Linked DNA regions of Homo sapiens: all the other regions are linked to region 2. Evidence: chromatin contacts called from ENCODE Hi-C or POLR2A ChIA-PET data. All regions are on one chromosome and are shown on one strand. Each heading gives the region's core, a stretch centred on a gene start or an enhancer-like site at or near the end of the contact. The rest is flanking DNA. Distances are from core to core; before and after follow the strand shown. Region 1 has its middle 20 kb from the start of RASGEF1B. Region 2 holds the start of BMP2K-DT (BMP2K divergent transcript). Region 3 holds the start of SCARB2 (scavenger receptor class B member 2).

What was found. A loop is a pair of places that touch in the nucleus more often than their neighbours do. ChIA-PET counts read pairs that join two places held with the same protein, here RNA polymerase II (POLR2A). Pooled maps may share reads with other maps.
Region 1: a map of tibial artery shows a loop between it and region 2 (30-fold over the local background). The contact joins the enhancer-like site here to the promoter of BMP2K-DT in region 2. A Hi-C loop is called at or near these places in 2 of 168 maps with a recorded cell type or tissue (CD4-positive, alpha-beta memory T cell and tibial artery) and 6 of 50 pooled maps. POLR2A ChIA-PET finds 5 or more read pairs at or near these places in 1 of 52 experiments (activated T-cell).
Region 3: a map of CD4-positive, alpha-beta T cell shows a loop between it and region 2 (5-fold over the local background). The contact joins the promoter of SCARB2 here to the promoter of BMP2K-DT in region 2. A Hi-C loop is called at or near these places in 1 of 168 maps with a recorded cell type or tissue (CD4-positive, alpha-beta T cell) and 10 of 50 pooled maps.

Annotation. Positions count from the first base shown.
Region 1 is chr4:81,490,678-81,493,879 of GRCh38, reverse strand. No RefSeq gene overlaps it. Among named protein-coding and RNA genes, the nearest start is that of RASGEF1B, 20 kb to the right of the region's middle. RefSeq lists an enhancer at 1-256. Within about 2 kb of position 1,764, at least 5 of the 41 ENCODE cell types and tissues checked have a DNase peak (open chromatin) inside an H3K27ac peak, as active enhancers do.
Region 2 is chr4:78,774,262-78,777,405 of GRCh38, reverse strand. BMP2K-DT (BMP2K divergent transcript) reads left to right here and starts at 1,436. Exons shown (of 1, transcript NR_186689.1): 1 at 1,436-3,144. It overlaps BMP2K (BMP2 inducible kinase), which reads right to left and starts at 1,056. Exons shown (of 16, transcript NM_198892.2): 1 at 685-1,056. The coding sequence starts at 862. RefSeq lists silencers at 152-352, 714-1,383, 1,474-1,723 and enhancers at 1-557, 1,190-1,820.
Region 3 is chr4:76,211,930-76,215,102 of GRCh38, reverse strand. It overlaps SCARB2 (scavenger receptor class B member 2), which reads left to right and starts at 1,279. Exons shown (of 12, transcript NM_005506.4): 1 at 1,279-1,676. The coding sequence starts at 1,560. It also overlaps a transcript of FAM47E not described here. RefSeq lists silencers at 941-1,560, 1,474-1,878.

The DNA.
Region 1 (3,202 bases), core at 515-3,014, 2.7 Mb before region 2:
CCTACCTTAGCCTCCTGAGTAGCTGGGACTACAGGCATGCACCACCACATCCAGTTAATTTTTTAAAACATTTTTTTCTTACTATGTTGCCCAGGCTGCTCTCTAACTCCTGGTCTCAAGTGATCCTCCTGCTTCAGCCTCCCACAATGTTGGGATTACAGATGTGAGTCATCATACCTGGTCTCCCTCTTTTATATATATTGTAGGATACTCTACATAATGATTCTATATATTTTTTCACTAAACAATATATTAGCATTCCATATCAATACGTAGTGTCCCTGTGGTTTCCTATTATACTGCAAAGTGTTTGATTCTGTTATTACATTTTATTTATTAAATAAATACAATTTATTCATCGAATTCACTAATGATGGATAGTTGCTTCTAATCTTTTCTCATAATGGAATGAGTAATGTTCTTTATGTGATATTTCACATAATGAGTGGAAGGTATCTATACAATAATTTTCCTTAGTTGGTATTATTTGATCAAAACATATATGCATTCGTATTCCTCCACTATGGTAGATTTTCTTATGAGTTAAAGGAAATCTTATGAGTTAAAGGAAAAGATCTCAGAATTAGTTTTAATTTACAATTTTGCTATTGTGAGTGAGAGTGACCCTTTTTTATCAGTATAAAAGCCTTTTCAGGTACAAACTGTATGTTTATGTCTTTTTCTGATTTTCTATTGGATTATTAGTGATTTTCACTTAGTAACAGTACAGTAAATAAGTGTATATTCATCATTTCCTAAATTTGCTCTGGTTATCTTTTTTTTTTTCAAGAAGATACTCATTCTTGACTCCTTTTTATTTGAAGCTACAGGTGTAGAATTGTGGCAATCACGTATGAGTCATACACCTTTTTTCATTCTGTTCTTAGGATTTGGCCAAAGTCAAATTCAAACAAATAGAAGTATAACTATACCCTAAATCCTTCTCTTTCTATAGCATTCCTCCACATGGTTAAAATTTGCTCAGTATCTTTAAAACAACAACAGTTACAACCAAGACAAACTCCTGATCTTTCTTTCACCTTAAGTAATTTTGGAATCTTTCTACCAGTCATTAAAATAAGAACTGGAAGAACTGGTAATGTGAAAAGAAAAACAGAGAGTGAATTGTCTGCAGCATAACTAATGTAACACTATAGCTGAATGATTGTTTGCTCATTTTTCCTTTCTCAGAAGTTTGAAAATGATTCTTTTCCCATTGATATGTAGTTTTCAGAAATTTGCAAAGCAGTGGCCTATTGTGATTTCTCTAAAGATGCTATAAAATTAACCTGTTGGCTTCATAGTACGCCATGTAGTATGAAAGGAAGAAGTATGAAAGGAAGAAGATGAGGTTGACTGTAAGCTGAATGTTAATTAACTAATAATTAATTAATTCAGCATGTAATATTGAGTAGTAATTATGAGCCAAGCCATCTGCTCAACTCTGAGAATATGTAGTAGTAAATAAGGAAGGTGTACCCCTTGCTTTTCAGAGCTTATATTCTAAACCAGTTCCTTTTTACCCCAGTTAACACATGAAAATCACCTGGGGAGCTTTACAAAAATACCAATCCCTTTGTCCAAGTCAAGAATTTCTAGGGGTATAACTCAGGAACAAATATTTTTTTAAAACTCCCCAGTGATTTCTAAGTGAAGACAGAGTTGAAACCACTAGTCTAGCCAGACCTCAGAGATAGCTAGGAAACCACACAATATTTTGAAGAGGAAGTGGTCATGGAAATTTTGATGTGAAGTAATATGAACTACGTAGCATTGACTTGGAAACATTCTTGCCACAATGTTTCACTTAAAAGCAATAGGGGCATAAGACCTGCATTCCAAGGTATAGATAACAGAGAGGATAGAAGAACAAGTTAAATGACACTTTGAGGAAAAATATCAAACAAGTTCAGAAATTGGTACTAAGCCAAATGTCCTGGCTTCTTCAAAAAAGACAATGTCAAGAAAAGCAAGAAAAGGTTGGAAATGAGGTAAGAACTGATAAAAATTAAAAGAGAATAAAGAAACACCAACCAAATATAACACATGAACCTTGAGTATATCCTGGTTCAAAATGTCCTTGGGAACAATTTAGGAAATTTAAATATGTACTAGAAATTAGATCATATTAGGGATATTAGGGGATATTGTTGCTTTTTTTTAGGTGACAATTATATCATTATCTATGCACAAGAATGTCCTTATTTATATATATTTTCTCGAGATGGAGTCTTGCTCTGTCAACCAGGCTGGAGTGCAGTGGTGTGATCTCGGCTCACTGCAACCTCCACCTCCTGGGTTCAAGCGATTCTCCTGCCTCAGCCTTCTGAGTAGCTGGGATTGCAGGTGCCCGCCACCACGCCCAGCTAACTTTTGTATTTTTAGTAGAGACGGGGTTTCACCATGTTGACCAGGCTGGTCTCAAACTCCTGACCTCTTGATCCACCCGCCTCAGCCTCCGAAAGTGCTGGGATTACAGGCGTGAGCCACCGTGCCCAGCCAAGAATGTCCTTATTTTTAAAAGATTCACATTAAAGTATTTTTATGGGTGTCTGCAACTTTCAAATGGTCCTTCAACAACACAAAATGAAATCACACATATAGATAAGCAAATATAGTCACACTTTTTAAAGGTGTTTGGAAGAGGCCGAGGTATTAAAGATGAAAGAGGCTACTGAATAGTGATGATAATTATATTTAATTAGCTACAATTTCTTGAGTAAGTTCTATGTTCCAGATAAGGTGCTAATGACATTATATGCATGATTTAATTTTATTTTTAAAATAAGCTTGATTATTTTAATCTTATGAATAAGAAAACTGAAGCTTGGAATGATTGAACCACTTGTTCAAGTTCACACTGAGCTACATTTGAACCAAGCTCTTCCTGTTTCCGTTGTGGGTGATCTTGATCATTACGCAGCTTTGCTTCCACCTTAAACTGCAATATAAGCACTGAGGTAATGGAAAGCCCATTTGCTTTGGATTTACTTCAGTTACAGCACTTATTACAATGCAAATTCACCTAATTATTTATGTGTCTGCTCCATAGACTGTGTCCTCCTTGTCATACAAAGAACATAATCTTTGGTATCAGGCCCAGCTGGGTCCAAATCTTGGCTTTGTAATTTATTAGATATTTGTTCTTAAGCAATTTATAAACACTTTTTCTGAGCTTCAGGTTTCTCTTCTGTGAAGATAG
Region 2 (3,144 bases), core at 187-2,686:
TTAACCTGCTTTTATATCACCTTTTAAACTACTATCAAAGAGACATACTGGGAGGGCATGAATAGCACCTTGTCCAACAGAGAAGATTCTAAATAACAAAGATAAATGGGCTCCAAGTTTACCTGCTCCTCAGTGCAACCTACTAACTGAATTTAGAGCAAAGGATCACCTCCAACACGCACACATGCACACAAATACATTGTTTTTCAACAGATGACTGAGCTGCAGCAAAGCCCAGCTTGACACCAGGGGCTGCAGGGTCCTATGCCCTGCAGCGCGGGTGGAGGCTTAGATGAAAAGGCCAACGCATGACACCCGTCTGAGCCACAGCTGGCAGAACGGAGCTTCAACCCTGTTCGATCTGACCCTCTAATGAGTCACTGGCCCAATCGTAACACCAACCCACTTCCTAGCCCGTCTACTACCTATTTTCTCGCGTCAAAAAGCACAGAAAATGATTTAAACTAGGCATGAGAGAACTGTGCACCGGCCGGGGCAGCCAGCGGCAAGAAAAGCCAGCTTAAGAGAGAAAGCCCGAGCCACTCTTTAGGAGCCCCCGCTGGCCCGGCAGCAGAGGAAGAATGGGGTATAAGAGTCAGTCCGGAGGGCGAGGACCCGGAGAAGCCGCCGCCACACCCCAACCCTCCCTCACCTGCCTGTCCGAGCCTCCCCGGGCGCCCGTACCTTCGGCCAGCGACTCTTCCAGGGTGACCTGGTGGCGGCCGACCGCGAACACCCGGACCCCCACGGACGAGCCGCCGGAGCCGCAGCCGGCCCCGGCCCCGGCCCCGCCAGCCCCGCCACCCGCCGCTCCGCCGCCGCTGCCGCCCTCCGACTTGGGCATCCGAGAGAACTTCTTCATGGTCCCGCCGGCGAGCTGGAGGGCGCAGGGAGCGTGCAAGGGCAAGTCCCCGGCCCGGCGCGCAGCCGGGCGTCCGCGAGGGGTCGCCGCCCCTGGCCCGTCCGAGCGTGCTGCGGCCCGCCAAGCCTCACATTCCGCGCTCCCCAAGCGCACAGCCTGGGCCCCGCCGCCCGCTCCGCGGCTCCGCTGCAGCTGCCCGGCTCCCGCAGAGGGCGGTGGGGAGGGCGGGGACGGGGCGGGGCGCGAGGGGGCGGGTCCGAATCCAGGGGCGACGCCGCCGCCTCCGCCAGTGCCCCGGGCGTCCCGCCGCCTCACTAAGCGCCTGGAGCGCGAGCCGGGGTAGAGGAAGAGAGCGAAAGAGGCTGGGCGGCCGGCCCCTCCAGGGAGTGGGCTAGACGTCTCAGGCCACAAACCCGCAGGACCGCAGCCCGTCGCGCCGCCGCCGCCCCGGCCGAACCCGCGCCGCCCGCCACTCGTGGCCGTTGGCGGGGGGGGGGGGGGGGCGCTGCTGCCAACCGCTCACTGAGGCCGGGCGACCCGCGCAGGCGCGCTGCCCGCGCCGCCGGAAGTGACGGTTCCGGCTCTTGTCACGTGGAGGGGGACCAAGGGAGGTGATTGTGGGGGTTGGGGACTAGGGCAAAGTCGGGGGTCCCGGGTCCGGGGTTGCGCCGGGAGGGTACTGGCCAGGCCCGACTTCAAGCAGGGAGGTGGCCCGGGACTGGCTCCCGCGCTGGTCACGCACCGGGGTCCGTCATCTCGACCGGGAGTCGCTGTGCCACTCTAGGGGCTTAAAAATGCCGCCAACAACTTTACCCCTGCTGAGGAACTTCTCGCTTCGTTTCTTAGCCAGTTTTCCAGGCCTTCTCCCTTGAGAGTCTCCTTCCGCTCGCCCACCCTGAGCGTAGGAGGTGGGAGCAGGACGGAACTGGAGTGGATTCCAGTAACTGGACTTCTAAACCGGCTCGGTGTCGTCGCGCTCTGTAGCGGACGCTTGTGCTGGGAAGCGTTTTGCAGTTTATAAATTACTTAGGAGTACTTTAAACATCTCACGCCTGCTGTACCACAGCCATGTGGGGGTATTCAGAACAGGTATTAAGGTCGTTTTGCAGACCATTCATCACTCTTGGCTAAAAGAACTTAACGGAGTCGCCCAAGGTCACACAGCTGGCTCGTGGTAATTGGGGACCATTCTTTGATTCATAATTTTGTGCTTTTGGCCACCCTGAAAAAGTAAGGTCAGATCGTTGAAAAACGGGCAGATTTAAGGCTGTTTGGAAGCAAAAGCGACCACTGCGTTCCCCTCAAATCAAAGAGATTTGCACCCCCTACCAAAAAAAAAAAAAAAAAAAAAAGCCCTGTTGTATCAATTTCATAAACTGCAGGAGTCTCCCGACTGCAGGGTGAAGCAACAAAATAAATATGGGTGTAAAACATTCAGGAGTGGTAGGGAATGGCAAACTGTAGAGCCTGTGTAAAGAGAGCAGCCAATTCTCAGCTCCAGCCTACTTTTCCACAAAAGAAGATAGGCACACACACTGTGCCCAGAGGTTCCAGTTTCTTAAGAGAACCAAAAACCTGGAACTGTTTTCTAATGTGGCATTTCCCTAATTTTTAAAATATAGATCAAATAAATTGTATCTGCAGGACTCCAGTATGCACCTTCTATGAAAGTAGATGAATGTGGTTCTATCCCCACCCCTATTTCTTTATTCTTTTTAATGAGATAACGGGTAGAAACATTAGAAAATGTGCTTAGACAAAAACTTTGAACTTAAAATCCTTGTTCTTTCTTCCCTGCTATTTGAAGAGAAGCTATTTCTGCCAACACTAAAATAGTGCTCTGGATTTAGGCATTTCTGCTACATAACCCACTAAACTAAAATTCTTCATCCAGAGACCTGACGTTTAAAGTAGATTCCAGCTTAGTGGAAGTGAGATTATATGTCAGATGATTGATGTGGTGTGGCAGTTGGGGATTTCCATTTAGAAACAAGCTGACCACTTTCGTTGCTGTGGGGCTTCATTGTGGAGTCTCATTCCTAAATTTGAATTGTTTTTTAAGCAGAATAATGGAAAGATTAAGTCATTTCATGCAATTCAAAACTGGAGTCAGACAAACATACAAAGTTTGGGCCTGATATAACTTCACCTGATCACAACAAGCCTGCTATAATAAGTTTCAAAGTTAGTTTACGAGGATCACTTGAGGCCAGGAGTTCAAAACCAGCATGGTCAACATAACAAGACCTCATCTCTTTAAAAAAAAAAAAAAAAAAAATTAA
Region 3 (3,173 bases), core at 30-2,529, 2.6 Mb after region 2:
GGCTGCTCCCAGCTCATGACTGAGCACAGCAGGGATACTAAGGCGGGCCTCTTTCTGGGAGATGCCAGACTTCTGGGACAAGCCCATTTGGCTAAAGGATTCCCCACCCCAATGGCCTTGCTGAACTTTTTATACATGGACTGTATATATATCAAATGCTTCCTTCCACCCAACCTTCCTTCCTTGCTTGCCTCTTTCCTTCACAAGGATCACACCTGCATCCCAGGTCCAGCTCCCTGTTTTCCCTCAAAACTCTCTTGCATAGTACCCCCATCTGGGACTGTTTCTGGAGGACTGGGACAAACACAACCTCCTATTCATAGGACTGCCAAGGGTATTAAATGAGTAGAACTGTGCAAAGAAACTAGTAAAGGGCTGGCGTAGAAGAAACACTCATTTAACGAACACTTCTTGAGTCCTGGCTGTGTGCAGGTCTTGGTCCTGGGTGTCTGGGACACCACAGTGAGCAAAGCAGGCAAGAACACCAGCGATGCCTGCTTTAAGCTCCTTCCCAACTTCCACATCTTTAACAGGATACCAAGAGCCCTTCAAAGTCTGACCTCTTGGGGCCTCAACACCTCCGACTCCACCCCCTGAACACCTGAGCCTACAGTCAAAAGGAACTTCCTTCTTGCTTCCTACAGGTTTTGCTCTTTCACCCCCAATGCCTTTGCTCACCGTTTCCTTCTCCGTGAAATGCCTCCTCCTCCCTTTTTTGCACATCTTCCATTCTTGCACATGCCCCTTACGTGACAAACTTATGCATCCCCCAGGCCCCAGTTCAATGTGGGGCCCTAGGTCATCCAGGCAGAACATGCTTGCTGGCATGATCTCAGCAGGCACCTGGTAGAAGCACTTGCTACATTGTGTTGTAATTGCGGTAACGGTGTCCCCGCTAACTTGCGAGCGCCTCTAGAGCAGGGGAATGTCCCAGCCACCTTGAATCCCCAGCGCGTGGCCCATGGGAGGCCCTCAGACCTATCTGCGGAATGAGTAAATGAGTGTGTGAACCAGGTTCGGCAATTTCGGTGGGGCGAGCGCTGGGCCTGCGGTGCAGGGCGCTGGGAGCGGCCAGGCCGGGCCTGGCTCAGGCGCCGCAGCCACTCAGGGCCACCGGGGACCGGCCGGGGAGGGCGCGGGCCGAATCACTGCCGCCGCCGCAGGGCACATGACTGCGGCCTCCGCCCCCGCCCGCCTCCCCGCGCAGTCGCCGGCGGTTGCCTCGCGGGGTTGCGGCGAGCCCGGCCCGCGAACGTCACGTCCCTGCGCGCTCCCTGCACTCTCCCGAGCTGCGCTAGGCGGGCGCCACGGCTGCCCGGCGAAGGAAACCGAAACCGAGTCCGGGCCCGTCCCTCCGCGGCCCCATCCGCCCGGTGCACCCGGGGCCGCGCTCGCCAGGCCGCGGAGCCCAGAGCTGCGCGCACGAACCGTGCGCCGGGAGGGCGTGGGCGTGGCGCCGAAGGGTCCCGGGTCTTCGACGCCTCTGCGGCGGCTCCTCCCTCCTTGCAGTTGGATCCCTGGCGGGTGCGGCCCGGCCCGGCCCGTGAGCGGCGCACAGAATGGGCCGATGCTGCTTCTACACGGCGGGGACGTTGTCCCTGCTCCTGCTGGTGACCAGCGTCACGCTGCTGGTGGCCCGGGTCTTCCAGAAGGCTGTAGACCAGAGTATCGAGAAGGTGAGGCGGGGCGGGCTGTGTGTGTGTTGTGGAGTCGTCCAGCTCACCCTCCCATCCCTGCTGCTACATCTTGTATGGGAAAGACCAGCACTCAGGCAGACCCTCCGCGCTAGAGCTCTTCTTGCGTCCCTGTCTTCCAGGGCTTGGTAGGCGAGGGTTAAAGAAGGATGAGGAAGGATGGAGCCGACTCTGTTCCCTTTACAGTGATAAGTAAGGCTATGGATCCTGACTTTTAAAAAGGCCTTCGGTTGTGTTCTGTCGTTTGCATCTCTCCCCACTCCTTCCGTCTACACCCCAATCTCAGGTGGGCCCAAACTTGTTTCCTTCCCACTTCATGAAGAAACAGAACTGAATGAAAGACACCGCAGAAGAGGCAGGTTATGTTGTCTGCTTGCTGTAGCCTTTGAAGTGGTGTGCGCCTGGGGATGAGACGTGGGTGTGCGGTCTATTGTGTTCTTGCCCTCTTGGGCTGGGCAGGGGCAGTTGGTAGCTGGGCCAGTCCTTTAGGCTGGGTGACAATTCATCCATCAGTCTTTGCTGAACGCTGACTTAGTGGCTTTGTATCTTGTACCAACAGTCTGTGTTGCTTTGTCTCACCATGAATTCTTGTTTTTCTCAAACGGCCATAATTTTCAGGCACAGATGCATTTAGATACCCTACAAGAATCTGAACTTGTCTCTTCCTCTAGATGATTGGGCTGGAGAGCCAGTCCTTTAAGAAGACTTCATCTTTTGATTTCACTGGTCATTTCATCTGCCCTTTCCCCCACATCCACCAAGCTGTGTCAAAAGAGGAACAAAAGAGAATTACTGGGATCATTTTTTCCTTAAAAAAGAAAAATAATCACTGGAGCAGCAGCCTTTCTTGTTAGCATCCATAACTGCACGCTTCATTTCTCCCACTGGTCTGCACTTGCTGCGGCCAGATAAAAAAGCCCAGGCCTAGTCTACTTTGAATCACTGCACTCTCCAGTCAGTAAAGCTATTTTATTCCAGGTGGCAATGGATATCTTCCTTTAACTGAGTTTCCAAAAGTAATTAAGTGAGTACCTGAAATCTGGCAGTTAAAGGCAGTTTTTCAAAAAGCACCATGGCAAAGCATAATGTAATTTTTAAAGTTCACATTGCCAAGGGAAGACAAGGCCCACTGTCTGAGCGTCTCGAGGGTCAGTTTCCTTTGAGCAATCATGTTCAAGGAAAAAAGAAACTGAATCCTTTCTCCACTCCTGTCCATGTCCAAATCCATGGTGAGCTGTGTTTGAGGATGTAAACTCTTGCTTTGGGTGACTAGAGTAAAGCAATCCAATTATAGTAAATATGTGAGTTTTCTTATATGGCCTTGAAAGGCTGTTTCAAGGAGCCCTATAGGATGAGTGATCTTCCCCGTGGTTCCCATATAGCCAGCCCTTAGATTCTCTGTGTGTCTCCATTTCTCTGGGTGAGGGGGTGGCTGTAAGGCAACTTGGCTGGGGCCTGAGTTTGTGTTGATATTTCCAA